Linked DNA regions of Homo sapiens: region 1 is linked to region 2. A link is a loop called in an ENCODE intact Hi-C map of the cell type or tissue named here. Cell type or tissue: adrenal gland. All regions are shown on one strand. Links, peaks and the distances in the headings refer to the core of each region. The heading gives the core; the rest is flanking DNA.

Region 1 (16,114 bases), core at 6,269-10,268, 54 kb before region 2:
ATATAATTATATGTTATATGTCCAAGTTAATCATATATATGTATGTTCCAGGTATCCTGGACTCAAACTGATGTATATGGCAGGAATGTAAAGCTGAAATATATAAACGGTTCTTTTATATCATTTTTCTTCCCACTGCAAATTCTAGTAGTTAAATGTTACATTAACTCATTCAATGCCAGGATTAAATCATTGGATGTCATAGAAACAATGTATGATTCTGGACAGGATCCTTTTGCTATATAAAAGCAGTCCCCAACCTTTGTGGCACCAGGGACCAGGTACCGGTTTCATGGAAGTTTTTCCACAGACCAGATGGTGAGGAATGGGGGATCATCAGGCTTTAGATTCTCATAAGGAGTGCACAACCTAGATCCCTTGCATGGGCAGTTCACAATAGGGTTCACACTCACATGAGAATCTAATGCCGCTGCTGATCTGGCCGGAGGCAGAGCTTAAGCAGTAATGTGAGCAATGGGGAGTGACCATAAATACAGAAGAAGCTTCTTAACTGGTACCCAGGGGTTGGGGAAACCTGCTATATAAGACATTTCTTGGGCAGCTAATGAACCTTGACTGGAATCTGTGGATTAGTGGCAGTAATGTATCAATGTTAATTTCCTGATTTTTATGGTTGTAATTATGTGGTTATTTCTCATTTGAGGAAATAAAGGGTGAGCTGGTATCATGTCAACAACTTCTGGGAAAAAATTTCTTTGTAGTGTTTTTATAACTTTTCTGTATGCTTAAGGTTTTTTCCAAATAAAAAGCTTTTTGAAAACCAAAATAGGCTGAGAACAGTGGCTCATGCTTGTCCCAGCACTTTGGGAGGCTGAGGCAGGCAGATCGCTTGAGCCCAGGAGACAGAGATTGCCAAGATGGCGCCACTGCACTCCAGCCTGGGTGAGATAGTGAGACCCTGTCTCAAAACAAAAACAAAAGCAAAAAAAAAAAAAAAAAAACCCACAAAAACCAGAACCCAAATAGTGAAGAGGTATAAAGACTTAAAAGTTCTTGTGTTTTCCATGAACTACCTCAGTACATTTTTGGAACTATCAAATAAGAAATTCTTTTTTTCCCGGGCCAGTCGTGGTGGCTCATGCCTATAATCCCAGCACTTTGGGTGGCCGAGGCCGGTGTATCACCTGAGGTCAGGAGTTCAAGAGCAGCCTGGCCAACATGGTGAAACCCCGTCTCTATTATTAAAAATACAAAAGATTAGCTGGGCATGGTGGCGTGCGCCTGTAATCCCAGATACTGGGGGGTGGGGGGAGGGGGGTGGGGGTAGCAAGGCAGGAGAATCGCTGGAACCCGGGAGGCTGAGTTTGCAGTGAGCCGAGATCACGCCATTGCACTCCAGCCTGGGCAATGAGTGAAACTCCATCTCAAAATAAATATATAAATAAATAAACAAATATTCTTGTTTTCCTGATTTTTCTCATGAGAAATGTGTGTGTTTGTGTGTGTGCACCTCCCTTTGTTTGGGGGTGGGGGTGACCTTTAAACTATTGCAGGGGATCCCAAACCTTTGGCAGCAACCAGTACTGGTCCGTGGCCTGTTAGGAACTGGGCCGCACGGCAGCAAGTGAGTGCAGGCGAGCGAGCATTACCGCCTGAGCTCCACCTCCTGTCAGATGAGCGGTGGAATTAGATTCTCATAGGAGCAGAACCCTACTGTGAACTGCACACCTGAGGGATCTAGGCTGCGTGCTCCTTATGAGAATCTATTGCCTGATGATCTGAGGTGGAATAGTTTCATCCCAAAACCATAACCCCATCTGTGGAAAAATTGTCTTCCACAAAACCGGTCACTGGTGCCGAAAAGGGTGGGGACTGCTGAAGTATTTTCACCTCTATCCACCTCTCTAAGCCAGAAAGGAGAGGGAAGAGATGGGTCAGAGATTTTTCTTTTATCAGCCACCAGATGGCACCAAAAGATCCACTGGCTCAATTCTCTACAGAGATGTAAATTCATAAGGCAGGAATCCTTAGCTGAACAGTTGCAGTTAGGTAAGGGTTTGCACATATAAATAAACTCAATAATAATAATAATTTGTTGAAACTCGGCCGGGCGCGGTGGCTTACGCCTGTAATCCCAGCACTTTGGGAGACGGAGGCGGGCGGATCACCTGAGCTCAGGAGTTTGAGACCAGCCCGGACAACATGGCGAAACCCCGTCTCTACTAAAAATACAAAAATTAGCCAGGCGTGGTGGCCGGCGCCTGTAATCCCAGCTACTCGGGGGGCTGAGACAGGAGAATCACTTGAACCCAGGAGGCGGAGTCTGCAGTGAGCCGAGATCGAGCCACTGGCACTCCAGCCTAGGCAACAGAGAGAGACTCTGTCTCAAATAATAATAATAAAATAATAATAATAATAATAATAATAATAATTTGTTGAAACTCTTTAAAAGGGTGGGAATCACTAACTTACAATATTGCAGCAGGGTACCTAACAACATAATACAAAATACACCTGAAAAAAATGTGTATCTACTTACCGTAAATTTGCTAACACCTTCAAGCTCCCCGAACCTCATGTAAGAGATGTCTGCCTTCTTTTTTCCAACATCTACATCTCCTGCATAGATTTGTTTTATGCCTGCACCTTTAATTAAAGGTACACACTCATCACATGGGCACTTTGTCACAAAAATCATGCTTCTTTCTTCTGGTTTTATTTCTTGACACCTACAAAAAAAATTATAAAATATCAGAAAGGTCGTTTCTGAAAGGGTAAGTTATTTTTTAGAAAAATCTTTAAACACTAAAATTGAGCTGTTTTAAAAACAGATTTATGACATTATTAATAATGATCATCAAGCCTTAGACTTGCTGAATTACTGAATGTTCAAAGTATGTAAACCCACAAAAGTGTTATGATACAACCTGAACATGACAATTATTATAACTAAAAATAATTTATTGATTCTAAGTAAGAGGTTCAGTTTCAGATTACAAAATAAATGAAATCAGGAAGATACAGACACCAAAGAAAGAGAGAAAAAACCCCCAATGCTTTCTAAATAAGTACCTGTTTAGAATACTGGAATTAGATTTGAAACTGATACCTTAAGAGCTAATCATGTCTGATTAGACACTAACTCATCTTGTTAGACAAATGACACAGCCCTATCTGGTACCTAGTGGATAGTCAATAAATGTTTACTAAATGAATAATCAAATACTTAAGTTCTGTTTTGACTTATAGTTCCCTTACCCCTTCCCTATCATAGGATAATTTTAAAAAGAAAAGTTTCTATTTGATATATTCACACCTCTGTACAAAATGAAGCAAGTAAATCTGTAATGAAGAGGACAAGGAAAAGAATAGAGGGAATTTTGGGTGAAATTTTGCATGCTGAGGGTAGTTTAGGACTAACAACTGGGGCTGCAAGGACTGACTTCCGGGTTCTGAGGCTTACGTAGCTCTCAGCCAGCCATCTTCAATTCCTCCACCGCCAGCCTTCCACATCCATCTTCCTTGTTGAGACTGTTATTTACGTTCACCTGGACTAGGGCAACAGAATTCTATGCATCTAGTCTGTTCAAACAATACTACCTACATAATCTATAGCGTATGGCTCTGTCAATGCCATTCCATTTCCCCGCTGCCTACCAAATGGAGCATAAACTCAAAGTCCTCTCGAGTCCAGTCCCAGCCTGTCCTTGTGAGCTGTCTTTCCCTTGTGTCCACATTCCAACCTAACTGGAATATTCATGCTCCTAAACACACCACGGATTTTCCTACTTCTAGACCGTTGCTTATGCTAGAAGCAAGAATGGTCTTCCCTTCCCTTCCAATTGCCCCAGTCTAGGAATCCTTTAAAGCTCAGTTCAGATGCCAGTTCTTCCCTAAAGCCTTTCCCTTGCACTCTCCCATTTGTCCATAGCAGCTCCAGAATGTCCGCAGCACTTTACATTTGCCCCTCCCACAGAATCCACAGCACGAGGTGGATGCCGTCTCATATCCCCTATTGCATTAGAAGCTCTCCAAGGACAGGAGTCATGTCTTACACAGTTTTTTAATCCCTTAACCTTAATGGTAAAGGCTGAGAAGTGTTTGTGAAAATGATGTAAATTAACAGGTATAATCACTAACAAAAGCTCTTTTGAAGCAATTTGGTTCATTATAAATCCCTATTCTGAATACTGCAGGCCATTGTAACACAATGGTAAGTATTTGCGTATCTGAACATAAAAAAGGTAACGTGTGATGTTACAATGGCTACTTCACTCAGGAATTTTTCAGCTCTGTTATAATCTTATGGGAACACGTTGTGCATGTAGTCCATCGTTGCTCAAAATGTCTTTCTGTGGCGTGTAACTGTATTAATAAATGCGTGCTCCAGATTTAGAAAACAAAGGAGCCTTAACATCCAGAAATATGAGAGGCTGAGCAAGATCCCAAAGGATAAACTTAAAGCAGTTTCATATTGGAGAGAGGCAAGGGAAAAAAAGACATGCTCAACAAATTGGGAAGACCTGAAGAGGCGATGACCTCAGGTCAGGTCATAGCTTCAGGTCTGGCAGTGAGGACCAAGCTTTACCAAAGTTATACTTCTGAAAGGAAACTTTCTTGGAATTTGAAAAAGGAAATAAATTACAATTATAAGAAAATTAATTTCAACCAACCCTTGCTACATTTTAAAGAAAAGTACACCAAGAAGGATTTCATACCTAAATGTCAAGGCATTCTGTTCCGCATGTATGATGTATCTGAATTTCCTTATTTCTCTGTCTTTCTGCTTGTCATCCATGTGTGGGAAGTCAGCATACTCAGATCCAACAGGAAAAGCATTGTAACCACATCCTACAAAGTACATGGCACCTGTTCCATCACAACTTCTCTACGAGAGTGAGCAAACCAATGGTTAGTTTCAACATTCTGAAAAGACACTTTGCAATGTATTTTTGAAGCTTGCTATCATACTTTGTATAATGAATATTCATTCAATTTTCTACAGTAAACTGAGCTATCAAAAAATATAATACCAGATACTCCTACTGCAGTGTGATCTTGTCAAAGCTAAATTCCAAGAAGGCCAACCACCTCTCTAATCTATAATCTCAAGGAAGTCCTTGTTTTTTGCAATTAATTAAATACTATCTTACTTAACTAACAAATTATTTCACTTGATTCAGATATTACTTCCCAAATAAATTATAGATCCTGGAGAGCAGAAACCATGTTATATATTTCTTTTCCATCCCTTCAACATGTTCGAGTATTCTGTACATAGCAGGTACTCAACAAGTGATTGTTAATTTCTTATGTGCTCTGTGCCATGCTACTGGTTAGCAAGTCAAAAACTTTTAAATACTTTAAACAGAAAATTTCTGTTGGGCTAAAAATGTGCTATTGTGATTTAGTTGGAAAATAAAAAATGCATTTTCATCTTCAGTATTTATTAAGCCTCTATTATATGCATATTATTATAGAACTTCTTACTTCAATGGCTCTTATTTCTCTTTTAAAGAGAAATAGTAGTTAATATGAATGCTTTATCAATTATTAGAATGAAATATTAGTAATGTGTGTGTAATAGTTTTTTGGAATATGCTATAAAACTCATTAAATTTCAATATATTATAATTACTCATGATAATATCAACAGACTCATTACTGTAGCAGCTTCATAAAAATCATGTAATAGTGAGCCAACAAAAGCCTGCAAACAAAATATTATCTCATTAATAAATCTGTTTGAACATTTACTAAATGTCAAACATCATGCTGAGTTATTTATTTATTTATTTATTTAGAGACAGGGTCTCACTCTGTCACCCAGGTTTGACTTCCTGGGCTCAAGTCATCCTCCCATCTCAGCCTCCCAAGTAGCTGGGACCACAGGCGTATGTCACTATGCCTGGCTAATTTTTTCTTTTTTTGTAGCAACGGGGTCTCACCATGATGCCCAGGATTGTCTTGGACTCCTGGGCTCAAGGAATCCTCCCACCCCCGCCTCCCAAAGTGCTGGATTACAGGCATGAGCCACTGCACCCAGCCATACTGAGTTTTACATGGATCATTTCATTTGATCAATTCTTGAAACAACCTAAAGAGTGATACTATTAATATTACTGTTTTACAGATAAGGAAACTGAGGACAAGAGTGATTAATTGTCTAGGGTCACAAAATGAGTAAGTAACATAGCCAGAATTCAAGCCCAGATTACTTGACTCTAAGCCATGTGTCTTTCCATTTCACCGTGCTGCCTGCTGGCCTACTCTAGAGATAACTAGAAACTGACATTCTCCACAAAATCATTAACAACCAGATGTTAAGCCAAAAGTCTGCTGAGCATTCATGTACACACAAATGAGAGTTCCAACCACCAGTTAGACCTATGCTAGGTGCTGGAATACAACTGTAAACAAGACAGAGAGTCCCTACCCTCATGAGCCTTCTAGTCTGGGGAGGGTAAGAAATTGAACAGATAACTTTAACTGTGATGAATGTCACAGACAAGTTGTACAGAGTGCTGAGGAATTTCTGGCAGAGGAGCCTAGTATTCTAGTAGGAGTTAACAGTTGGGGTACAGGTAAGTAGAGTCAAGAGGTATTTTGAAGGTGGAATCCATTGTGCTAGGTGATTGTATGTGTACAGTAACAGACAAGATGGTGACCACTGATGAGGGAGGAGGTTAGCAGGGAAGATACTGGATGAGTGAACTTGAGGAGTTTGTGAAACATCAAAGCAAATTGTCAGATTACTTTCTGTGAAGTCCCTGAGGCAAAATGTAGGCTCACCTTTCAGTCAGCTATATAGTTACTAAATATCTCTTGATTCTAGCCTCCTAACCCATCCCCACATCTCCAAGTCCTCATCTCTTTTTATTAATCTCCTTATTTTCTGTCTAGCCCTACCTCATTCTATTTATAATGCAAATCTGATCAAATCATTTCCCCACTTAGAACATTCTTGGAATGCACTGTCCCATACAGTCGCCACTAGCCACATGTGGTTAGTCTAGATTGAGAGGTGCTGCAGGTGTAAAATACACATAGAATTTTGAAGATTTAATATTTTTTAAATGCAGAATATTTCATCAATAATTTTTTATTGATTACATGATTAAATATTTTCTTAAAATTAATTTATCTGTCTTCCTTTTAAAAACATGGCTCCAGCTGGTTGCAGTGGTTCACACCTGTAATCCCAGCACTTTGGGAGGCCAAGGCAGGTGGATCACGAAGTCAAGAGATTGAGACCATTCTGGACAACATGGTGAAACCCCATCTCTACTAAAAACACAAAAATTAGCTGGGTGTGGTGGCACACACCTGTAGTCCCAGCTACTGGGGAGGCTGAGACAGGAGAATTGCTTGAACCCAGGAGGCAGAGGTTGCAGTGAGCTCAGACTGCACCACTGCACTCCAGCCTGGCAACAGAGTGAGACTCTCTCTCTCTCTCTCTCTCTCTCTCTCTCTCTCTCTCTCTCTCTCTCTCTCTCTCTCTCTCTCTCTCTATATATATATATATATATATATATATATATATATATAACACCTAGAAAATTTAAAATTCAGTTTGAGCCTTGCCTTTTCTCTCTACTGGTTAGTGCTGTGCTATAGTATGTCACTGCCAGGATAAAGTCCAAAATCTTTACATGGAATATAGAGTTCTTCATGGTCCCGTCCACTTTGTTGCTTACTCTATGTGCCAAATCAAATGCGTTTTCCCATATTCTCTCTCTCACCCCAGTCTCTGTGTGTTATTCTCCTGGTCCCATTAACTTGCTCTGCCTGATGATATCCTCCTAATCTTCAAGAATTTTAACATTATTAATATTAATATTAAGAATATTCAGGGCAGGCATGGTGGCTCACACCTGTGATCCCAGCACTTTGGGAGGCAGAAGAGGGTGGACTGCTTGAGGCCAGGAGTTCAAGACCAGCCTGGTCAACATGGCAAAATCCCATCTCTACTAAAAATACAAAAATGAGCCAGGTGTGGTGGTACATGCCTATAGTCCCAGCTATTCAAGAGGCTGAGGCATGAGAATCACTTGAATCCAGGAGGCAGAGGTTGCAGTGAGCCAAGATTGCACCACTGCACTCCAGCCTGGGTGACAGAGGGGGACTCTGTCTCAAAAAAAAAAAAAAAAGAATGTTCACCAAGAATATTCATGTTATCCTCCTGGTCCTATTGACTTGCTCTGTCTGAAGAAATTATCTTATTCTTCAAGAATATTATATTAGTAACATTAATAATATTCACCAACAGTATTTACTTATTTTTCCAAGCAAAGGTTCCTCCTCTATGTTCTCATGATATCAGTTATAATTACACTTACATATCAGTTATATTTTACTTCTACATCTCCATCACTAAACTATGAGGCCATAAAATGTGATCTTTAATCCCCAGCATTCACTGTGGCACAGTGCCTAACCTGTAGAGAGTGTTTAACAAATGTTTGCTGAATGAATGCGTCTATCTAGAAAACTGTTGAGGGATGAGCAAATCTTTATAGATCTTCATAAATGCACCATTACAAAAATATTAATATTTTTTTTTTTTTGAGACGGAGTCTCGCTCTGTCACCCAGGCTGGAGTGCAGTGGCACGATCTCTGCTCACAGCAAGCTCGGCCTCCCGGGTTCACACCATTCTCCTGTCTCAGCCTCCCGAGTAGCTGGGACTACAGGCACCCGCCACCACGCCCAGCTAATTTTTGTATTTTTTTTTTTTTTAGTAGAGATGGGGTTTCATTGTGTTAGCCAGGATGGTCTCAATCTCCTGACCTTGTGATCTGCCCGCCTTGGCAGTCAGTAACCTGTAATGCACCGAAGACTGAACTATGTTTAAACAAAATCCAGGTTAAATATTTAAAGAATTGTTTTCATACTTACAGATTTCCCTTCTGCCCAAATGACTGCCCCAACTCCTGTTTTATGATCCTCTGAAAGATATATGGCATTTAACTCAGTAAAAATTATGATATGTTAGTTTTAGAAATATATTTTTCCAAAAGTAATAAAAACTTGTATTGAAACATACTTCATAAATGTAGCAGCAATCCTTGTATCTTCACTAATTACAGAAAAGTATTAAAATAAACACTTTTAAGTATGGAATATGGGAGCTAGGTACCAAATAACTAGAGAGAGTCACTACCAACTCAGTCACACATACGTATGTGGAGGCCACTAAATGGCAGTGTCCACAGTCAGGTCCCTCAAAGCTGTAGCCAGAACTAAGTGCAACTTCATTGATTCTCCATTAACAAGCCGGTTTCTAAACAACTACTTCTGATAGGTGATAAAATTTAATAAAGGTTTCAGAACTAATGGATTTTGTGTAATAACTGTTCACAACAACCAAATTTGTCTTTTCCCAGCATTATTTATACTCTAATCATGGAAAATATATCTTATGAAAATGTTCTTGCTAAGAAAAAAGTTCAAACTTCTCATACGAACATAAACAAATCTTTATGGATCTATCTATCTATTGCTAGAAAGTACATGAAGAGAATTCTGATTTAAACAAAATGTTGTCCTTTCTTTGACCTTCAGTTTACCTTGAGGGAAAAAGAATGCAAGTTAATGACATCTTGCCCATTTCTAAATCAAATAGCAGAAGTTATAAACAAACATAAGATTATAATTTCCCTGTAGAACCAAAACCTTTGCAAAAGTAAAGCTGTACTTCTTAAAACCATTAATCTGAAACAGAAAATTAAAAAACAAAATAGAAATTCTACATATTAAGGATTTACTTTTTCCTTCTATACAATGTTGAGTTTCAAATTTCTAAGACAAATTACACTAATTATGAAAACCATAGTATTTATCAAAATCTTAATAAGGGACTAAGGTAGTTAAGTGGCACATTTACACGTAGAAAATAACAATTATCTGTGAACTTACCCTAAGGCATTTTCATTTTGGGGAGGATTAACTGAAACCGTGGTTTCACCCTACAATTTCCTAAAAGTGAATCCCTCCAATGATAACATTTTTAAATACCTACTTTCCAGTAAAGGTACAAAGAAAATTTGTGCCACAATTGCATTAAAAACTAGAATGAATGTCTTATTAAGAGGTTAACTTTAAAACAGTTATGATACTCTAATAAAATTTCCCATCTCAAATTCAAGCAAACCCTGGTTTTCAAAATTATACCACAAAGCATTTGTATAATTTATGTTAAACATGTTTATTCATGATCTCATTTTTACCCTAAAGGTAAAGCAGATAAAATTTCCATTTCTAGATGCAGAAACAGGCAAAGAAATAGACTAAAACTTAGCCCTCCAGATCCAACCTGCTTGGCCTTTCCTCCACCTTGCACCGTGACATAAAGAATTCCTTGACACAGCCTGGCCAACATGGTGAAACCCCGTCTCTACTAAAAATACAAAAATTAGCCAGGTGTGGTGGTGCATGCCTGTAATCCCAGCTACCTGGGAGGCTGAGGCAGGAGAATTGCTTAAACCTGGGAGGCGGAGGTTGCAGTGAGTTGAGATCGTACCACTTCACTCCAGCCTGGGGGACAGAGCAGAACTCCATCTCAAAAAAAAAAAAAAAAAAGAAAAAGAAATCCTTGACAAAAATTTCCATTTATTGAATGCCTCTTATGTTCCAAGTACTGTGAGAACTGAGGATGCAGTGGTGAGGGAAACTGTAGTCCCTTCCTCATACGACTTACAGTTGGATGGTGAAGGAGAACAGCAACAAGGAAACAAACAGTACTTTATGTGCTGTGCTCTGAAGGAAATAAATGAGGCTGAACAGCAGAGTGCACGAGATGACTTCCTTCTACAGAGTAGAGGGAAAAGGGATTTTGGTGTAAACAAAATTGGGTTCCTTCCTAGACCTTTAGAGTTTAACATGAGTGGGCAAGAATACAAATCAATGGCTTTATGCTCATTTCTAAGGTAAGTGGCAGAAGTTATAAACATAAGATTATATTTGCCTGCAAAACCAAAATCTTTAAAGTTTTATTTAATTTATGCATAAATCTAAAATGAAAAAATAAAAAACCAGAATAAAAATTCTCCATATTAAAAGCCCCCTTTTCTACCATCAACACTGCATATTTTTAATGTTATGTTTCTTAGTCACAGAAGCCACTTTTTCTGTTTCAGCCTGGGGACAGACTAAACCTTGTTAGGAGGAAAAAAAAAATGTGATTTTTCCATCAGCATGCAGCTCTGCTGCCTAGCTAAGGTTGGTTACATCAAGAGAATATTCTTTACTACTTGTCTTTTAAAATAGGAATAAATTTTCATCCATATAAAACAGATTTGATGTCACTCAGCATCAAGGCTGGTGACAGATGAGGTAATTTCTCAAAAATCTTTTCATGTCTATAATTTTTACAGAAATTGCTCCCTATGATCTGGTCATTCACAGGGTTTTCTCTGTACAACTTTGAAGGAAAGGTCAACTTACAATCATTGAGTCAAATTCCTGGGGCTCTTTGATCACTGAAAATCAGAGGGGAACTTTTTGTTCTAGAACACAGGTGTGGTTATTTTAGCTCCCAATCCTGTGGTCATGTCAGTGTCCAAGGTGCTCCACAGTCCTCTTGCATCAAAATTACTGGATGCTTGTTTTTAAAATTTAAAAAAAAAAAAAAAGAGGCAACTCCTGGCTTCCATGGAAGTCCCCTAAATCAACCTCTCTGAGAGAGGCAGGCAAGGCTTAGGAATCTGCATTACTCCTGAGCTCCCCCTTGATTCTCAGGCATACTCATATCTGAGAACCACTGAGTTCTGTTTTAAAAGTTAACTTTCTTGATTACTCCAGCCTACTCTCATTATCAGTACTGTGGCCCAGGAGGAAGGCATAATCCTTAGCTTTGGAAAACACCTAATCTGATGAGAAAGCAAGACACGAAGAGATCACAACTCAGTACTTAAAGCAGATAGATAAGATTTTTGATGCCTTCCTCCTGCTCTTTTTTCCCCAAGAGTCTAAACACTTTTTTTTTCCACTTTTTTGCTACCTTCGGGTATTCTAGAAACATACTTTTGGAACTCCTGGCCTCAAGCAGTCCTCCTGCCTCAGTCTCCCAGTGCTGGTATTACAGGCGGGAGCCACCGCACCTGGCTAGTAACATACTTTTCATGACATCTCTATGGATCCTCTTTATTCATCATTCAAAAAGCAATTATAAGCAACTACTTTCAATTCATTTTAGAACTCTGTTGTTAGAGGTTTTGGAATTCATTTTAATCATATGTACATTTTTAAATGAAATGGTATCTTCATCTATTAATTAGGGAGAAATGAGGTCATCAAACCAAACTGAATAATGTGAAATTAAAAGCTTAATTGGAAGCGCACTGTATCATAGGGATATCCACCTTACTGAAGTACCCTCAATGTTAAATGAGATACATATATAAATCACCAAGCTCAGTGCTTGACACATAGTAGGTGTTCCATAAACTGTCATTGTTATTATTTATCATTAAGGAAGAATTACAGGTCCAGAGTCCCTGATCTGAAATCTTTTACATCCAGTTTTTTTGAAGTTTGATGCACTTATTTTGCGGCCAAATCTGACCCAAATTGAGTTATTTATAGCCCTCAATTATTCTTAGTGCAAATATTCCTACTTTTTTCACTCTGTATGTATTAATGTGATTACAGGGTACTGTCCCAGATGCCACTGGGAGTCCTATATAACAGTATATGTACCATATTACCTTTTTAAAATCTGGATTGGGCATGATGGCTCATGCCTGTAATCCCAGCACTTTGGGAGGCTGAGGCAGGAAGATTGCTTAAGCCAAGGAGTTCGAGACCAGCTTGGGCAACACAGTGAGACATATCTACAAAAAATTAAAAATTGGCTGGACATGGTGGTGGTTCACCTGTAGTACAAGCTACTCAGGAGGTCGATGTGGGAGGATTGCTTGAGGCTGAGAGGTTGAGGGCTGCAGTGAGCCATGAGTGCCACTGCACTCAGCCTGGGCAACAGAGTAAAACCCTGTCTCAAAAAAAATAAAATAAAATCGGAAAAATTCTGAATTCCTTTACATTTGGCTCCAAAAGTTTTGCATAAGGGATTGTGGACCCTTTATCTTTGGATAAAAAGATTTGTTTTATCCATTCAACGCACATTGTGTTTAGTGCTAAGGAAAAAATGATTAAGACATGGTTTCTTCCCTGGAAGAGTGCACAGTGGAGTAGAGTGAGTGACAGAGGAGTTGCACCCTATTCAGGATTTGAGTTCCATGTAAAAAAAAAATCACCAACAATTAACCTTGAAAAATCTTTTAAATTGACCATCAAATGCGTAAGCAGGGCTTTATGTACAAAATTCTGCACAATAGTGGATATACTTATAACTATACAGTAGTGTAGAGTATCTAATAAACAATATAAATGCAAATGTATACATACTGCGTCTTTAAACACTGGAATCACAGCTGGTATGATAAGGTGTTCTATGAGAAGCAAGAGGTACTAAGATCCAGTAAAATAGCAGATTCACATCGCCCTCTTACTCTGGAACACAGGCAGGGTTCTGCTGAATTCTAATTAGTGAAGGGTAATTAGTGAATTATAGCTACAACAGCTGTTCCCATTTATGTTTTCTATCTTTTTGAATGGTTTACAGAAAAATTCTTTACAAAGCTGGAGTTGGCAAAGAAACAAATATATAACCCACAATAGAATATAATTACATGAAACCAGACTTTTACACAATGCAATTGTTTGGGGTCATATAATGTGTGCCTACAGAATCAAAATCTTTAAGAAGAATTGAGCAATTATTAACTCTGCGAACATCAGAACACCTTGTGGAACTTTTAAAAACATAGAACTTGGCCATATTTTGTTAGGGACTTGGTTTAATAGGTCTGGGTTGGGGTTTGTACTTTTTATAAAAGTAAAAAGTATAGCATCTGTACTTTTTATAAAAGTAAAAAGTATAGCATCTGTACTTTTTATAAAAGTAAAAAGTATAGCATCTGTACTTTTTATAAAAGTTTCAATGGCGATTCTATTTGCTGCCAGCTGAGAACCTCCCTTCTGTTGACTACTGCAGACCAGCAGCATCTGTAGAGACCTTTTCTGATGACTTTCTCTTCTTTCTTGGGATAATTTTTAAATCCTACTACAGTACACTCCCCAAACAAATCTTACTCTACTGCTCCTCCTGTCTATGTTTTTTCCCCTTTATCACAAAGATGCATTTTAAAAAGTGATCATGATTCTACTTTGAGAAATCTTACATCAGGTAAGATGTGATAATATTGTTCCATGTTTGGAAATACAGATGCCATCTTTTATCATAACAAAGAAAAATCCCAAGTAATATTTTCCTTTTCCAAATATACAACTTAATACAATACAGTAAAAATGTTTCTCAACTTGCTGATTGAAGACATACCAGCAACTGGAAGAATCTGCAATAATCACCATTCCTTTACCTTGATTCTATTAGTTATTTTGAATTAATGTTATTGTAAAGATTTTTTAAAAATTGTTAAATATTCAGTACATCAAAATATTGAAGAGTTAACAAAAATGAATAATTTTGGTTTTCTCCTTTTTCTTTTTTTGGAGATAGAGTCTTGCTGTGTCTCTGGAGCTGGAGTACAGTGGTGCTATTGTAGCTCACTGCAGCCCCAAACTACTGGGCTCAAGCAATCTTCCTGCTTTAGCCTCCCAAGTAGCCGGGACTATAGGCACGCACCACCAGACACCACCATGCCCAGCTAATTTTTTTGTTAGAGTCGAGGTCTTGCTATGTTGCCCACGCTGGTCTTGAACTCCTGAGCTCAAGCGATCCTCCTGTCTCAGCCTTCTAAAGTGTTGCAATTACAGGCATGAACCACTGCACTGGGCCTCTCCTTTCTCTTCTTGTCCTACCTTTAGTGGAGGGCTCAAGGAACAGTGAAATCATAAAAGCAAGAAGCAGAAAGAAGGGCCTAGATTAATGAGGGCCTGATGTAGAAATGTGGTACTGAATATAAGGCTACAAGGAATCCCAAAACTGCTGGGAGAAAGAGTTGTCTACTCAAGGGTCTCACTAACTTCTCTATATTGTATGAACAGCAAAACTTAAGTAACTATGAGTAAATGAACTCTACCATAAATGAGACGAACACTTCAGAGACAAATACAACCCAACCAATCAGCCCCAATTTACGATCTATGTAACTCACCAGTTCGATATGCCAATAACCTGGCCTGAACCATGCAGTGCCTTGCAATTTCCTGTGGCAAACTTTGATTGTGAATTTCATTAATCTGTTCTGGATTGCTACGGTAAAATCCGAAGTGTTTAAAGTTCGGCACACTGGAAGCTACTGTGGCCAAAAGTAGGATAAGGTCTTTCATGTTTTGCCTTAGATTGCTAAAGTATGGATTTTCACACAGGTTCTCCAAACCTATAGTCATCAGTATTTGCTTATGCATTTCTTCATTTGAAACCAAAAATAACATTTCATATTCTTTTATTCTTTCTTGTTTACATTCATAATAAAAGTCAGTGTTAGCATCCGGCAATGTTTTTGTAATTTTTTGAATAAAGTCACATTTGTAAGAGGTCTCCTCTACAAACTGCACCATATAACACACCAAAGGTTGAAGTAAGACACACACATGGGCCCGACTGTTTGACTTCAATCTTTCCACTGCTTTGGCATCTAACTTTGCATCTTCAGAACTAGAAGCCTCCGTAAGCAAACTTATTTCTGGATCAGCAGGCCAGTATGAAATTCGGTTAACTCCAGCTGAAATACAAAATACGAAAGGTAATTATGAGATACATGCTGAATTTAGGGTTTTCATTATAAAATCCACCCTATCATTGCAGTATATCTAGAACCCTCAATATAATAAATGTCTATTACCAAGTCACCTATTATATAGCCTGAGGGTTGGCAAACTACCACCCACAGGCCAAATCCAGTCCACTGCCAGTCTTTGTACAGCTCACAGGTTAAGAATGGGTTTTACATTTTAAAATAGTTGGACAAATCAAAAGAACATTTTGTGACACATCGAACTGTCAGAAATTCAAATTTCAGTATCCATAAATAAACCTTTATTGAAACACAGACACACCCATTCACTTATATAGTCTTTGGGTGCTTTCGTGTGGCAGAGTTGAGTAGCTGTGACAGACACCACACGGC
Region 2 (16,114 bases), core at 5,488-9,487:
TGGAAATGAGATCTTGCTATATTGCCAGGCTGGTGTTGAATTATTGGTCTCAAGTAACCCTCCTGCCTCGGCCTCCAAAAGTGCTGGGACTCCCGGTGTTTGCCACCACGCCTGGCCCTTAGTGTGTCATGCTAATAATATTTAAACTTATACATAAAATATATGTTGTTTATCAGAAATTCAAATTTAGTTTCAGGCTCTGAATTTCGTCTGGCAACCCTACTTCATTCTCTTTGTGTTCCCTGTGGTGCGTGACCCCTTGACCTCCGACCCTCTGTGAAACGCTCTTCCTTTGGGTTGTATCACATGCATCACATGCTTTTTCTTTTCTGCTCTTCTGCCTGCTTTGGTGACTTCCAGCCAGCGTGGGGATCATTAGAGTGCATCCCTGCACCTCTGCTTTGATCTTGGTAAGCTTTCTCCTAGTCGGGGCCATCTATTTCTATCACTTAAATCAGTGGTTCTCAAAGTGTGATCCTGGAGTTGCAGCAGCAGCACCACCTGCAAACTACACAGAAATGCAAATTCTCAGACTTACAGAATCAGAACTTCTGGAGTGGGCCCAGAAATCCGTGTTTTAAGAAGCCCTCTAGTGTTTCTGATGCAAGCAAAAGTTTTTGAGGCACTGGATAAGATGATCATTTCCATGCTGTTGCCTCCCAAATCTTTATGGTGAGCCCTGACTTCATACCCAAACTTCTCTCTAGAATTTCAAGGTGGAGTATTTTGGGGAATGTTAATATATGAGAGGAAAAAAAAAGCTGTATGGCCAAAAAGAGTTTATATAGTATTGCAACATTTCTTAAAAGTATTTAAGTGCTGAGGCATGGTGGCTCACGCCTATAATCCCAACATTTTGGGAGGCCAAGGAGGGCAGATTGCTTGAGCTTAGGAGTTTGAGAATAGTCTGAGCAACATGGTGAAACCTTGTCTCTACAAAAAAATTAAAAAATTATCTGGGTGTGGTGGTGTGCACCTGTAGTCCCAGCTACTCAGGAGGCTGAGGTGAGAGGATCATCTGAGTCCGGGAGGCTGAGGCTGCAGTGAGCCGTGATTGTGCCACTGCACTCCAGCATGGGTGACAGAGTGAGACCCTATATCAAAAAAAAAAAAAAAAAAAAAAAGAGTATTTGACCATCAGGACCTATTTGCAGGAGCCTGTGGAAAATGCAACAACAGAACTTTTCCAGCTGGATGGCTTCTTTGGAACCACAAAGTAGTCCCCCTTATCCATAGTTTCGCTTTCTGAGGTTTCAGTTACCTGTGGTCAACCATGGTCCAAAACTATTAAATGGAAAATTTCAGAATTAAACAGTTGTTAGGTTTTCAGTCGAGCGTGCCCTGAGTAGTGTGATGAAATCTTATGCCATCCCGCTGTGTTTCACCTGGGACATAAACCAGCAATACCTGGGAATTCAATAGAAATACAGATTCTTGGGCCCCACCCCAGACCTACTAACTCCAAAACCCTCTGGGGGAAGCCCAGCAATCTGTGTCTTACCACGTCCTCCAGGTGATTCTGATGCAGGCTGAAGTTTGAGAACCACTGACCCAGAGAATTAGTGTGGGGAATAAAAAGCCTTTTAACCCTTAGTACACAGGTGTGCACTATTTAAAAAGTGTGTAGTGTTTTCCTAAGGGGGCCGGTCGAGTCCCCTCCTCTGTAGTGTACACCAGAGACATAGTGTACACCAGGGACAGGTTGAGTGACTTCCACAGAGCATTCCTTTGGAGCCTGTGCCCTGTGCGCTCAGAAGAGGAAACGCTGAATTCAAAGGCTCCTCGTAGAAGACTAGGGGCTCTGTAATAGGGTTTGGAATCCTTAGAAATTGGGCTCATAATTAAATATTGCATCCCATCTATGTTTAAGTAAAGCCACTTTTAAAACACTAAACCTAAGCTGGGCGTGGTGGCTTATGCCTATAATCCCAGTACCCTGGGAGGCTGAGGTGTGAGGATCGATTGAGGCCAGGACTTGGAGACCAGCCTGGGCAACATAATAAAACCCTATCTCTTAAAAAAAATTTTTTTTTAATTAGCTAGGTGTGAAGATGATGTGTGCCTATAGTCCTAGCTACTTGAGAGGCTGAGGTGGGAGGATTGCTTGAGCCCAGCAAGTTGAGGCTAAAGTGAGCTGTGATCAAGCCACTGCACTCCAGCCTGGGTGACAGAGGAAGACCCTGTCTCTAAAACAAAACAAAACACACTAGACCTGTGCAACCACTAAAATTTGCTTCCATATACTGGCAAATGTCATTATGACATGAGTAGAAAGGGTCAGGAGAGGGCGTGTTTGAATTTTCAACACCATTAGCACGTTGCCTGTGTCTCTTTGAGAACCTGGCACAGGGAACTCTTGGATCCCAGTGGATGTTGTGCAATAGCTCTTTGAACATTTCCTTCAGAAGTGGAAATGTCTCACATACAAAAGAGGAGGAACATCCAGACAGATAGTGCAAACCTGATGTTCTGCACTTCCATCTGATCTAAATGGTGAATCCATGTTAGTCTAGATGACACAATACACATTTCAAACAGAGAATGCCATTAGAAAGTTGATTGATTTTTACATCATCACATGGACTAGTTTTTCTAGTGTATTGTATTATACACGTCTGGCACTTAGCAGTTGCTTGGTAAATATTTGCCATGGGAATGAATGAAATACAAACTCTCTTCCAAGGTTGGCAGCTCACCTAACAAAAGTGGTTCTGCCTGCAGAAGGGAGAGGGGGCTCAAAGAGAAGTGGCTGGAATGCCAGCACGGGTCTCTGTTGGGGTGGAGGGAGTGGCTGGCCCATAGCCTCCATGATTACCACCCTGGGTTGGGTGGGTAGGGAGCCCTGGACTGGAAACCAGAGCTCAGTGATTCTCCTGCTCCAGTGATTCGCTGACTTGGCCTCCCTTTTCATAGCCAGTTGTCAGTGTAAGAACAGAGAAAAACTTTAGATCTTAGAACAACTTTTTAAACATTTTCCACCATGACCCACAGTTAGAATGTATTTTATTTTGTGAACCGGGAAAGACACCAACCAAAACATAATTGAAACAAAAGTTTCACAGCACAATAGTTACCTTAGTACATGTGATACACAATGGACTCTATTCTTGTCCACACTGTTCCATTAAAGAAAAATATGACACACTTACTGATTTCACAGTCCACTAGTAGGCTGAGACCACACAAGAATCCTGAAGGAAGGGATGGCCTTCAGGCCCTCCATCTCAGGTACCATCTGGGAAGGGAAGGATAATCCTCCCTATGCCCACACCTGGAAACATGCTTAAGTCCCAGGAAAGTGTCATGTAAATCCTTGTTTTCTAGATTCTGAACGAGAAAGCTCAAAAGAGAGGTCTTTGCTTCTACATTTAGAATATTATACATGAGCCAGGTGTGGTGGCTCATGCCTGTAATCCCAGCACTTTGGGAAGCTGAGGCAGGAGGATTGCTTGAGGCCAGGAGTTTGAGACCAGCCTGGGCAACACAGCAAGACCCCAACTTTACAAAAAACTAAAAAATTAGCCAGGCATGGTGGTGTGTGCCTGTAGTCCTGCCTACTGGGGAGGCTGAGGTGGGAGGATGGTTTGAATCCAGGAATTTAAGGTTACAGTGAGCTATGATTGTGCCACTGCACTCCAGCCTGGGCAACAGGGTGAGATCCTGTCTCTAAAAAAATAAAATAAAATATTATATACATCTTAATAAGGTTCTTTGCTGTGACTTTCCCTAGGGAGGTGGCCACTCCTGACTGCTCCAGAGAGGAGCTCCCATGAGCAGAAGGACTGTGGCAGCTGCTGTACTCAGTGCTACCAAGCAGAGAGTTATGGAGGCTCCAGGCTGACACCTCCACTGTCAGAACCCCTACATCAGTGCTCCCCAAAGTATTTCTCACTCCATGAGATTTTACTAAGTGTTCTTGGGAGGGAAGATGGAGAGTTGGTTCTGTGATAAAATAAGTCAAGGAAATGTTGGTTGAGACAACTTCTCAGAGCCTCTGACATGCTATATTGTGTTATGTGTGTGAAATGTTTAGGGTGTGGTAGGGGGAACACAATGTGGTATTTTCCTGCCATATTTAACCCCAGAACCATTTTTTCCAATAATCCCTGGAAATCTGCAGAACACAGTTTAGGGAATGCTTCCTGAAGTGACTGCAATCTGCTTCTTCCACTAGCTAGGAGAAAAAGCAAACGAGAGACTTCATTCCTGTGCCAATTGTGGACCGGGCTGGGGACTGAGCTAGGGCTTTGGCTAAGAAAATGAGAAAGCAACAGAACTTTGAATGCATGTCGGGCAGACCCTTGTTATTTATGTATTCATCTTTTGTAGTTTTAACTATTCAAAAGAGACTATGGTGGCCTGTGGCGGAAAGTAATTTAGACATTTACCAAAGCCACCCAAACTGTGGGCTGTGAAGCAGAGACATCAAGTCAGTGAATCAACGGAGCTGCCTCTCTAGCCTCCAAGTCTCAATGTGACTTTATGTCTATCTGTCTTTATAACTCTGAAGTTATAGCATTTGTCATTTTTCTGGTATTTGTAGATGTGAAGATTCATGAAGGTCTCAGGACAAATTCCTCATACAAATCAAGATCCTATTGTAATTTAGGTTTGAATTTATCAATCTGAAAGCCCCAAAAAAGGTCCCATGTACAACTGTGAAAGCTGTACCCTGCCCACATCTTGGGGGTGCCATTCATACAGAAGGTGGCATAAGTGAAGCCCTTTGGAGCTGAGTGACAGCAGTAACCCTCTAAAAATATTTGTGTTTTAAACTCTAAAAAACAAAACAAAGTTACAGAGTTGTTGATCAGAATGTCCAGTGAGTTCTCTTTCACTCTTGACTAAATCCATTGGCTGGCGTTTTTCAGTAAGGACAGCATCTTGGCTTGGGATTGGGTGAGCAACTTAAACACTGGATTCAGACTCCAGCTCACCAGCTCCTGTTTGGGCAATCCAAGACTCACTTCCAAAACAGGAATGTTGACAACAGTACTCACCCCACCAAGCTGAGGTGAGATAAAGCATATTAAATAGCTCTTTACAAACGTCATTTGTAGTCACTGGAGAAAGCCATGTCCTGCTGAGCTCTCTACTCTCAAATGTTGATGCCCAAAGTTTGCCACCCCATGGCCAGTGGCACTGGGAAGGTCCCATGGGCAGTGTCAAGGAGAAGTGGGTTGCAACACAATTGCTTAATACTTCTGAAAGAGGCTATTATTTTGCCTAAACTTTATGATTTGCTGTGATCTGGAGAGAGGTGGGACCCCTGAACACTGGAGTCTACCCAGAATTCCTTTTACTTCTAAAAGTTTTTGCAGCCATACATAGGTATTAAATCATTTCTTGGATCAAAACTATCATTATCCTGGTTCCTTGTAGATGTACTGTTACATTTACATCCAAAACATAAAATACACTCATGATCTCAGAGGTGGCAGTTTTGGGGCAGCATCTTTGTGTATCATTTAACTGTAAAATGAACAATCATCTTTCCGAAGAGTAGGAGAATGAGGACTTCATGAAACCATCACACAAGAGCACACTTTGAGATGTGGGATTTCATGATGGTAAAATCGACCTTCCTTAGGAGGTACGTGGGAAGGAAACTAGAAAGGTTGGCGCAGTTACATTTCATACCTTGGTTAAATAAATCATGCGGTCTATTTCTTAACCAACTGGCACAACTGCAACCCTCTTTCCATTCTTCTTAACAGGATCTGTTCCTCATTTGCAGTCTTTATTTCTCTACACACCTGTTTTCCCCAAAGTCTTAGAACTGCAAGAGGAGCCTGGCTTGGCCGTGCTGGTTATCCCATCGTCTTCACGTTAGCGCTTGTCTCGGTGTAGCCCACCGTGTCTCCTCCAGTGTCCCCTGCAACTTCCCCCGCAGTGTCCCTGCTTCTGTGGAAGCCTCTCGGCCTGGACTTCCTTGCGAGCAGCAGTTTAAAGGCCGCCGCTCTGTACTTCTTTGAAATGAGGTTGTAGAGGATTGGGTTGATAGATGCGCTCAGATAGAAAAGTTGCAGAGCGACGATGTTAAAGTACTGAGAGAAGTACATCATCCGCGAATCTTCCGTGTTTATGTAAATGATTCTGCCAACGTGGAAGGGCAACCAGCAAATTATAAATGCCAGAACCACCACCACTGCAACATAAGACACAGCACCGGGATTAACAAAAGCATTGGGAAGCAAATAAACCCCCCACCCCGACAAGGAACCATCTGCAATAACAAGTAACAGCAAAATAAATTAGAGAAAACTTCTACCTAGGCAGATCCTCACCCCAGAAAAAATGACCAGGCTGCAGGCTGCATGGATACTTGCTTTAAAACTGCATAGTAGGCTCCCATATGTGTTATCAAGGCTGGACATAAACCAGAAGGAGCAATTTCTCTGAACAAGCCGCCTTGGCAGGCTTCCTTCCACAAACCCACTTCGGAGACAAGTTTTCTGTTCTCTGTTGAAAAGAATTCTACAACAGGTCTGCACAATCTTTACTTTTTGATACGAGCAAGGTTTACTTTAGCCTTCAGCATCACTTAACATTAAATAAAAAATTTTAGCTTAATGAAATCTCCCTCGTCTTCTCAAGAGCACTGTGAGGACTCCTCATCTGTGGCATCTAACAGGTGGTTGGATTAAGAATTACCAACTCTCCTTTCTGGTCTCAGAGGCTCTGGAAAAGCACTGCTGGTTACTGAATCGGATCCGGGGATCCCACCCTCAAAGCGCCCTGGGGTCCCCCAGAGCTCCTGGGGGACAGGACATGGTTTTCTCGGGGGATGGGAAGTACCGGCGGGTGGAGGCTGGAATCGAAATAGGAAAGGGAGCTGGAAGCGGCGCCCAGAGCTGGGCGAGCAGGGGAAGGGGACCCAGCGTTTGCGCGGTCCCCGGCGGGGCGGACTGCAGGCAGGCGTCTTTGGAACCACGGCGGCTCCACTTACGCAGGACGCGGACGGTCTGCCGGTGGCCTCTCTCCCGCCCCGAGGCGGCCGGGCCTCGCAGCGGCCGCCGGCTGCTCCACAGCTCCCGCCCGATGAGCCCGTAGAGGATGCTGAGGCACAGAAAGGGCAGGAAGAAGTAGGCGGTGGTGACCCACAGCATGACACGCAGCGCGCCCAGCTGCGCGGGGCTCGGCCGGCATTCGCGGCTGAACAGCGCCGCGGCCTCCGCGGTCTCGGGCCCCGACGGCGGGGACGGCGGTGGCGCCCGCGAGAGCCAGAGAGGCGGCGACGAGGCGAGAGGCGAGGAGGCGATCCGCGCGGTGCCATTGAGGCCCGGGACTACGGAGATGCCGGGGTCCTGCTCGACGCCCACCAGGAACAAGAAGGGACCGGCAGAGAGCAGCGCCACGGCCCAGAGCACAGCGATGAGCGCGCGGACGCGGCGCCGGGTGACCAAGACGCGGGCGCGGAGCGGGCGGCAGATGGCCAGGTAGCGCTCGACGCTGAGCGCGGTCATGTGCAGCAGCGTGGCGTAGGTGCAGCCCTCGCCCACGTAGAGGGACAGGCGGCAGAGCAGCGGCCCGAACACCCAGGGCCGCGAGCGCCAGAGGCGGTACAGGTCGAACGGCAGCCCGAGCAGGATGAGTAGGTCGGACACGGCCATGCTGCCCAGGTACAAGTTGGTGGTGGTCCGCATGTCCCGGTAGCGCCCGATCAGCATCACGGTCACCACGTTGCCGCTCACCCCGACGACGAACAGGCACAGGCACACAGCGGTCACCGGCACCAGCGCCCCCAGGGGAAAGGGCGAGCAGCGGCGCTCGTCGCAAGGCGGCAGCGCGGGCCACGGCGGCTCCCGCGCCCCCTCGGGGCCGTCGCTGCCGTTCCAGGGGCTGCCCATGGGTGCTCCGCGCGGCCGCCGCGTCCCGGGTCGGGCTGGGAGCCTGGCGCGTGGTCCCTCTCGGTGAGCGCCTCCTTTCCCAGCCCGCACGCTGCGGGCGCGGCAGGTCAGACGGCGGAGCGCTGCGCTGCGCTGCGGGGCGCGAGAAGCGGCTCTGCGGGGTGGGCTCCGAGGCGCTCCCGAGCTAGCTGCGCGCAGTCTCCGCCCACGGCCGCGGCCCGCCCCGGCCCGGCCCTGCTCCGCTCCCGCGCCCTCTCCCGGGCCCATGCAGTTCCAGGGCGCTTCCCTCTCCACTAACTGGAATACCCGGCGCCCTTAGCGCACGAGCCCTACCCGGTCCGGTGAGCGATGTCTGCACCCTAGACAGCTTTGGTTACAGGACTGAGCACTGTACGGGCGCTTTTGTCAGTCTGGTACTCCGGGCACCTTCGAAGGGATCTGGTCTGGTGGCTGGTAGCTGCCGCTTGACGGTGGAGGAGGGCTCATGGTAATCCTCAGGAAGCCATAATGCTAAATAATAGGAGGGGAGTCTAGACCAGAATCTAGAGCCTCTCCTGTCTAATCCTGGCTCTACAACCGAGTAACTTGTGTAATCTTGGGCTAGTCCTGGTCTCGCCCAGCCCAGTTCTCCTCTTCTGTAAATTCGCGAGTGGTGGAGGGAGCTGACCATATAATTGACCAAATAATTTCTTTTTTTTCTTTTTTTCTTTCTTTCTTTCTTTTTTTCTTCTTGAGACAGGGTCTCACTGTCGTCCAGGCTGGAGTTTAAGTGGCGCGATCACAGCTCACTGCAGCCTCGACCTCCCAGGCTCAAGCAGTCCTCCCACCTCAGCCTCCTGAGTAGCTGGGAGCACAGGAGCGCCCAAGCCCCGGCTAAATTTTGTGTTTTTTGTGTAGTCAGGGTTTCGCCATGTTGGCCAGCCTGGTCTCGAACTCCTGACCCCAGGTGGTCCACCCGCCTCGACCTCCCAAAGTGCTGGGATTACAGGCGTGAGCCACCGCGCCCGGCAGTGACCAGATAATTTCAAGGATCCGTGAGCATGTTTACTTATTATAAAGAACAAGACAAATATTTACGTGGACACTAGAGTACTTTCACATGTGATATGTCATTCTTATGTACAACATGTTTTATAAACTTAAAAAACTAGAGGATTTGTCAACACCGGAAAGAACGAAAATTGGGGAAAGGGGCTAAAACGGATGTTCAGTCTGTTCGGTGTGGTCTTAATAACAATAGCTAACACTTACTGAGAATTTAGATGGATCTGGCCCTGTGCTCTCCATTTAATCCTCATGGCCCGGGGCGCTCCTTTCGCCCATGAACAAAGCGGTCTTGCTTGAGATCAAGCAGGCAGTAAGAGGCGGGACTGGGATATGGGCTCTGGTCGGCCTAATCCCAGAGCTTGCAAGCCTGACGTCCTACTCACTGCCCAGCTCCACCCCCTCAGTGGCTTAAATCCTCAACCTCTTCTCTGGAGTCTCGATTCTGGACCTGACACCTGGCTTTGCCTAGGGCAAGCTTCTCCTGCAGTTCTCTCTCACATGCAGACTGTGAGCTTGGAGGAGGGACACCTGTCGCCTCCCTCATCGCTGCTGTTTCCAGCGGTCCTAAAACCGCCCTCCCTAGCGCTTTCCTCCGTGGTCACCCGTAGTCCCTGAGGGACAGGTGCCTGCGCTCTCTTTGAAGCACTGCATCTGCGGCCGTTCACACCCATGCCGAGTCTTGGAATGCCTTGGCCTCTAGTTTGTTGACCTCCTTTCCACCTATGACCTTGCTCTCCACCCGATCTCAGCCGCGCCTGTCGACGGAACTTACACCTCACGGTTGCCTGCCAGCCTTCCTCCACCTCCACTTCAGTCAGCCCTCTTTCTGACCTCCGCCCGCTCTCTTTTTAGCTCTCTTCCCCTAGCACCTCAGTTCCGGTAATCCTTCAACCCACTGCGACCTCCATCGCTGGCTCCTCCTTCCTTTTCCCGGTCCCTTGCCTGCCCCAGGTCTTCACTTTCTTCCTTTACCCAACGTAAATTCCACGGGCAGTCGCCATCACTCCCACACAGACGCCCTCGACTCCCTTGCTCTTTTCTCCATTGTCAGCCTCGTCCATCCACCAAGAGCACCACAACCCTGGTGAAGCCGAATTCCCTGCCTACTCCTTGCCTGCTCTCACATGGCGTTGTTTCACTTGAAAGCACAACCTCTAGCGGGGTGCTTCGTTCCCCCGGCCTTCCCAACTCTCACCTGACCTCATTCACTCTCCCACCACCAGGCTGCTGGTTTATACCCCCTCCTCTCTCCTTAGACCCAACACCCACCACCCCTTCCTTTGGGAGGTTTCCTTGCACCCTGTTTCTCTGAAGATAACTACCACACCCCCACCTCTGCTCGTGCTCCCCTGGGACAGTTGGTGGTACTTGCAGCTGAAGTCAGCTCTGCCCCTTAAGTGCTCCTTTCTCCTCCTCCAGACATCACTGCGTCAATTCTCTTTCTCTCTCTCTTGTCATCAGTTTTTCTCTCCTGGATCATTTTCATGCAAAACTCCTCAAAATAGTTTCTGTACTCACAGTTTCCACTTTTTCTTCCTCCCTGTCTCCTCCCCCTAGGCAGAGAAAATGTAATTTCTTCATTTATAGTTGATTTGATTTTCCCCTGTGCTCTCAACAAGAGAAATGAATGCTCTAGCCTAGGTAAGGCATGATCCAGGCGGATCAGTTAAGCAGCCCCTCTGGGCAGTGTTCCCTTCTCTCAGACATCATGCCTTTCCTCAAGGTGGCCCAGGTGTACGGGGAGAGGGGTCAGTGGCTTAAAGCTAGAGGGAGAGGTCCTTATGAAGCTTCACGCCGGCTCCTGGGGTGTCAGGGGCTGGCATTTGCTAGACTCCAGTTCCATGTTCCCTTCCTGCCTGGTCACCAGTGGCTCTGCTAGCCTTGGGCGCATGGGCCTGTGGCTAGTGAAGAGGTAGCTTCTTTCTTGGACTCAGGTGATGCTATCAGGAGCACTTGACATCTTCCCCATGGCTCTCATGGGCTGCGAATCCCTGAGTCTCTTTGGTTTTTCCCATTTGCTCCTTGGCCTGATGGACTACCCCAGCCTCTGCTGAAGCCTCCCTTATTCCCTTCCCCACCCACCATGGTGGCGCTGAGGCAGGCTCACTGAGTCTGCAGTCAGCATCCTGGCTGTTGTGAATTACTCACCTCCATTCAGGCACTCCCTCTCTATGGTATTTTCTCCATATTGCTTATTATCAACTGACATACTATTTAATTTACCTAGCTATTTGTTTATTATCTATCTCTATCTCCCAACATTATGTGCACCAGAAGGCAGGGCTTTAATCTGCTGTGTTCACTGCTGTTTCCTTAGTGCCTGGCACAAAGTGAGAATTTAATAAATATTTGTTAACTTGGAGAATGAATGAGCTTCTGTAGAACCAGGTACCATTGTTTTCTTTACAATTCCTAGCCGTTAAAACAGTGCTCTGATTGTAGTGGGTGCTCAGTAAGTAGTCACTGATACTTCAGCTTAAGACAGAATACTGATATGGAGAGGTGGAGACCCAGCGGGCTTTTTTGATAACATTGCTATGCTGAGGTTCAAACATAACTTGGCCCTTAGGACATATCTGAGCTCTTATGATGGGTTGGCATTCAATGTTTTAGGAAGGAATGGGACCAGATCTGTTTTCTACTTTGTGTTTCTGTAGACATTCACCAGCTTCCTGACTTCATAGTTAATCTAGCGAGAGGAAGAGGAAGTTCTCAGTAGACCGGGAGCATGGGCGTCTCTCTTCTTTACTCTTTGAGTACCTCTCCACCTGTAACTCATGTGGGGCAAGGGTGGGTCTAGGTTTGGCCCAGCTACGGCCTGCGTCCCCAGAGGCAAGAGGTTGGTGTCATCAATAGGCTCTTGGCCCCGGGCTGGAGGCCTCACTTGTTGGCTTTTGATGAATATAAAGGGATGGTCTGGATGAATATAAAGCTAATGCTTGCTGTGTGCAAGGCACTGTTCCAAGTACTTTCATATCTGAATGCATTTAATCCTCCACAGCAGTCCAAGGCAGCAGGTTCTTTTAGTATCTCTATGTTAGAGATGAGAAGAGCAAAGCACAGAGAAGTGACCCCAGGTCACTGGGACAGCCAGTAAGGGTGGTGCTGTCCACTTCCAGAGTCCATGGGCATAACTACTGTGCTGGGTGGCCTCTTGCTATACAGACCATAGCACCACCAGCTGCAGAGAATGCTAGGTTATGATCTGGATTCTGCTAGGAAAGTGTCTTCCAGTGTCTTTCTCAGAAACCAGATTTTATGGGCAAATTGAAGAATCTGGAAAGTTGTGAGGAGCATTAAAATACCTCCGTAACGGCCGGGCGCGGTGGCTCACGCCTGTAATCCCAGCACTTTGGGAGGCCGAGGCGGGCGGATCACGAGGTCAGGAGATCGAGACCATCCCGGCTAAAACGGTGAAACCCCGTCTCTACTAAAAATACAAAAAATTAGCCAGGCGTAGTGGCGGGCGCCTGTAGTCCCAGCTACTTGGGAGGCTGAGGCAGGAGAATGGCGTGAACCCGGGAGGCGGAGCTTGCAGTGAGCCGAGATCCCGCCACTGCACTCCAGCCTGGGCGACAGAGCGAGACTCCGTCTCAAAAAAAAAAAAAAAAAAAAATACATCCGTAACTTGTACAATAGTTTACTTATGTAAACTTGTAAACACTCCACAGGCTTTACACTCTTTTCCCCACATAAGAGCAAGGCATGAAGTTTGTAGAGATGGGGGTCTCCCTAGATTGCCCAGGCTGCTCTTGAACTCCTGGGCTCAAGTGATCCACCCTCCTCTGCCTCCCAAAGTGCTGGGAATACAGATGTGAGCCACGGAGCCTGGCCATTTCATAATGTTTTGAACCAACCTTTTACAATTGGGAAATTTCAGGTAAAGTTCCAGATTGTCAGCATGATATCTTGGGCCTAGGCAGACCAAATTCTTTAATAGCTCCCAAGGACATCCATAAAATATTGTTGTAAACCAGGCACGTGCCGCAGGCTGAGAGGAGTGGTAACATCCGGGGAGGTGTGGGAGTTTGAGAAGGAAGCATTGTCTTGCAAAACCGGAAGCTGTGGCAGCTCTGAGCTCATGTTCCCCAAAGACTGCCACCTGCAGCCTGTAGGCTGGTGCCACTCTGCAGGCACCTCACAGCTGTCACCACACACAGGGCATCTGTGGCTTCACACTCAGCCCCTTCCTCATTCACATGACCCACTGGGTCCTCTAGACCCCAGGCACCAGGAAATGGTATCTTTAGTAAAATGCAGAGATAGCAAAGCTGGCCCTGGAAGGGAGCCCCTGGCAGAGAAGTTCAAGGCCAGCTATTTCCCAATCTCACCGCCAGGACCTGACCGCCACATTGACCAGGGGCTCAGTCTTTCCTAGGTTTTCTTTTTACACAGCAGGGACACGGCAGGGCAAATTCAGGCAAGACTTTTGTGGAGTGCAGATTCCTGTTACTCTGTGGCTGTTGCTTTAGCAGTTTTTCTGTTAGTCCCAGTTTCTCCTGAGAGACAGACAGGCTCAGCGTGGCAACAATTACCAAGGGGGATGGTGGAGAGGGAGCAAGCCCTTGGAAGCGTGGGTGGGAAGAGGTTATAGGCCTTACACTACTGCATACGAGCATTCTTACTGTGCAGCTGCTGCCATTGATTAACTGTGAAACTGAAAAGGTAATTTCTTCTTTAAGACCTCTGTGTCATCCTAGAAGGATTAAGAATGAGATAGAGCTGATAACTTGGGTGTGGGCAGGCGAAATTGTTTAATCACACTCAAGGACATCCATAAAATATTCAGTTGTAAGCCAGGCACATGTCACAGGCTGAAAGGAGTGGTAGCATCCTGGGAGGTGTGGGAGTTTGAGAAAAAAGAGACAAGTTGGCCTCTGTCCTTAGCAAAATGAACTTACTGACTACGTCAGTTTTATGGACTTGATGCCCAGGATTCTCTAGTCTTATGTTACCTGTGTATCAGTTTATAGGTTTTATATTCCCTTCTTAAGCAATTCAGGTGAAATTCACATAAAATTAACCATTCTGAAGTGACAAACTTACTGGCATTTAGTGCCCTCAGAGTTGTGCAACCACTACCTCTGTCTGGCTCCTAAGCATTTCCATCAACCCAGCACCCACTGGGCAGTTACTCCCCATTTCCTCCTCCCTCCAGCCCTGGCATCCACTAATCTGTCTCTATGGATTTACTCATTCTGGATATTTAATACAAATGGAATTGTATAATATGTGACTTTCTGTGTCTGGCTTCCTTCATTGTAGTGTGTTTTTGAGGTTGGTCCACATGGTAGCTATATTCATTTTTGAAAATGTCAGCTTGTCTTAGTTGCGGTAAGTGGCAAAAATGGCGTTTTCATCCTTGGATTAATATTTAAGATGGGCTAGCCTTAAGGATTGAGTGTGGGCTCAAAATGGTAGTAAAAGTATCAGGGGATGAAATTCAAGAGGAAAGAAATTAGGGTTTCTCATTTAGTCTGTTATGCTTATACCAGATTCTTCTCATCTGATTTCTTTCTGTTCAGTCCTTAGAGGGCTGTGGCTTGTTTTGCATATGAGGAAGTGCTTAGCACATTGCCTAGCAAACAGGTGGTACTCAATCAATAAATGCTATCATAAACGCACTATTAAAGTCAATTCATATTAATTTTGATTTCCTAGAGTTTGTAAATTTTGGGCCAGACAGCAGAGGATAGTGGTCAAGTGTGGGAGCCCCAGACCTGGATCAAACCCCAGCTTCATCATTTATTAGCCATGAGACCTGTGGCAGAGAGCTCGACTTCTCTGTGCTGCAGATAATGCTTACTAGAGCAATTAAGAGGACTGTATGAGATGCCCAAGGTAAAGAACTGAACATAATGCTTACAACACATTAAATGGTTGACAGATCCTAGCCATAATGATTTGAATGGGCCATGTGGCTTCAAAATCTGTTCAGTTTTGAAACCCTTTTCTCTTGGCAAATTTCCCGTAGTAAGTGGAAATGGCACAATAGCCCCGTTTATGAGACAAAAAATAGCCATTACAGCATCTAAACATTTGAAGGCACCACTCTGGACACAGAATTTGATGACCACCTTGTTGAAATCTTGGTTCTTTGGTTGATTTTCTTTTTTTCCTCCAAGTTTTTTCTCCCGCCTTAGGAGCATCAGAGAGAAAATGATAAATAAACAAAAGGGATACACATTCTCAACGGCATATACTTACAAAATGTATATGAAAATAGAACACTTAAAAACTCTCTAAAAACATGAGGCATCATCTCTTTTGATGATGGGAGTTAGGTTACAGAATCACTGCTTAAGTTTGGGGGAATATTTTCTTTTTTTTTTTTTTTTGAGATGGAGTCTCGCTCTGTCACCCAGGCTGGAGTGCAGTGGCACGATCTTGGCTCACTGCAAGCTCCGCCTCCCAGGTTCAAACGATTCTCCTGCTTCAGCCTCCTGAGTAGCTGGAATTACAGGTGTGCACCACCACGCCCAGCTAATTTTTGTATTTTCGGTAGAGACGGGGTTTCACCATGTTAGCCAGACTGGTCTCAAACTCCTGACCTTGTGATCTGCCCACCTTGGCCTTCCAAAGTGCTGAGATTACAGGCGTGAGCCACCACACCCGGCCTATTTTCTTTTGAAGCCTGTTTGCCTCCTTGAGCCACCACGTCAATGGAATCTTCCTGCAGAAATAATCTTATAATGGTGAGAAGCAAGGGATTTGTGTTGGAAACCAACCCATGGAATGCTCAAACAGGATGCAAAAGACTCCTATTTCCAATCTACAGAAAAAAAAGAGGTGACGTGCAATCATACTGTCAAATCAGTATCATACCCCACTCAAACCTGGACTCATGCTTAGCTGCTTCTGTGATGTTCCTATTTCCGGACTCTCCTTCCCCAGCCCAACATTTTAAACTCTATCACGGTCCTTGGAGTTGTGGCAATTAAGAGATCTACATGGATTTTAAAAGCACTGAGTCATATGGCGTGGCTCTGTACCTTGTGAGGAGATGAAACGGCCAGTGGAGCCCGGCCGGACCCGGGTGGGAAAAAAGGGAAAGAAGGAGGTGATGGCGGAATTTTCAGATGCCGTCATGGAGGAAACCTTGAAAAAGCAGGTGGTTGAGGCCTGGAGCTACGAAGCCATTGTCAGGGACATGGACCCCTTTCTTCACTGCATGATCCCAAACTTCATCCAAAGACGACTTCTTGGAAGGGCTTCAG

What was found. A loop is a pair of places that touch in the nucleus more often than their neighbours do. Peaks named below come from ENCODE experiments on the same cell type or tissue, not always from the same donor. Only the 100,000 strongest peaks of a DNase experiment are listed, where the experiment ranks them.
Region 1: it touches region 2 in a loop (1.9-fold over the local background); 10 of 110 quality-filtered maps call a loop at or near these places.

What each region holds. Positions count from the first base shown.
Region 1 is chr13:49,267,085-49,283,198 of GRCh38, reverse strand. It overlaps CDADC1 (cytidine and dCMP deaminase domain containing 1), which reads right to left. Exons shown (of 10, transcript NM_030911.4): 5 at 15,140-15,709; 6 at 8,859-8,908; 7 at 4,680-4,849; 8 at 2,501-2,690. Among named protein-coding and RNA genes, the nearest start is that of CDADC1, 27 kb to the right of the region's middle. In adrenal gland, for the core only: no CTCF peak of the experiment used is centred there; no DNase peak of the experiment used is centred there.
Region 2 is chr13:49,212,074-49,228,187 of GRCh38, reverse strand. MLNR (motilin receptor) reads right to left here and starts at 7,850. Exons shown (of 2, transcript NM_001507.1): 1 at 6,950-7,850; 2 at 5,811-6,148. The coding sequence starts at 7,850. The coding sequence ends at 5,811. It also overlaps the pseudogene OGFOD1P1. RefSeq lists silencers at 7,818-7,897, 7,968-8,227, 8,164-8,420. In adrenal gland, for the core only: no CTCF peak of the experiment used is centred there; DNase peaks (open chromatin) are centred at 6,977, 7,457, 7,677 and 9,407; H3K4me3 peaks cover 1,809 bases; H3K27me3 peaks cover 2,732 bases.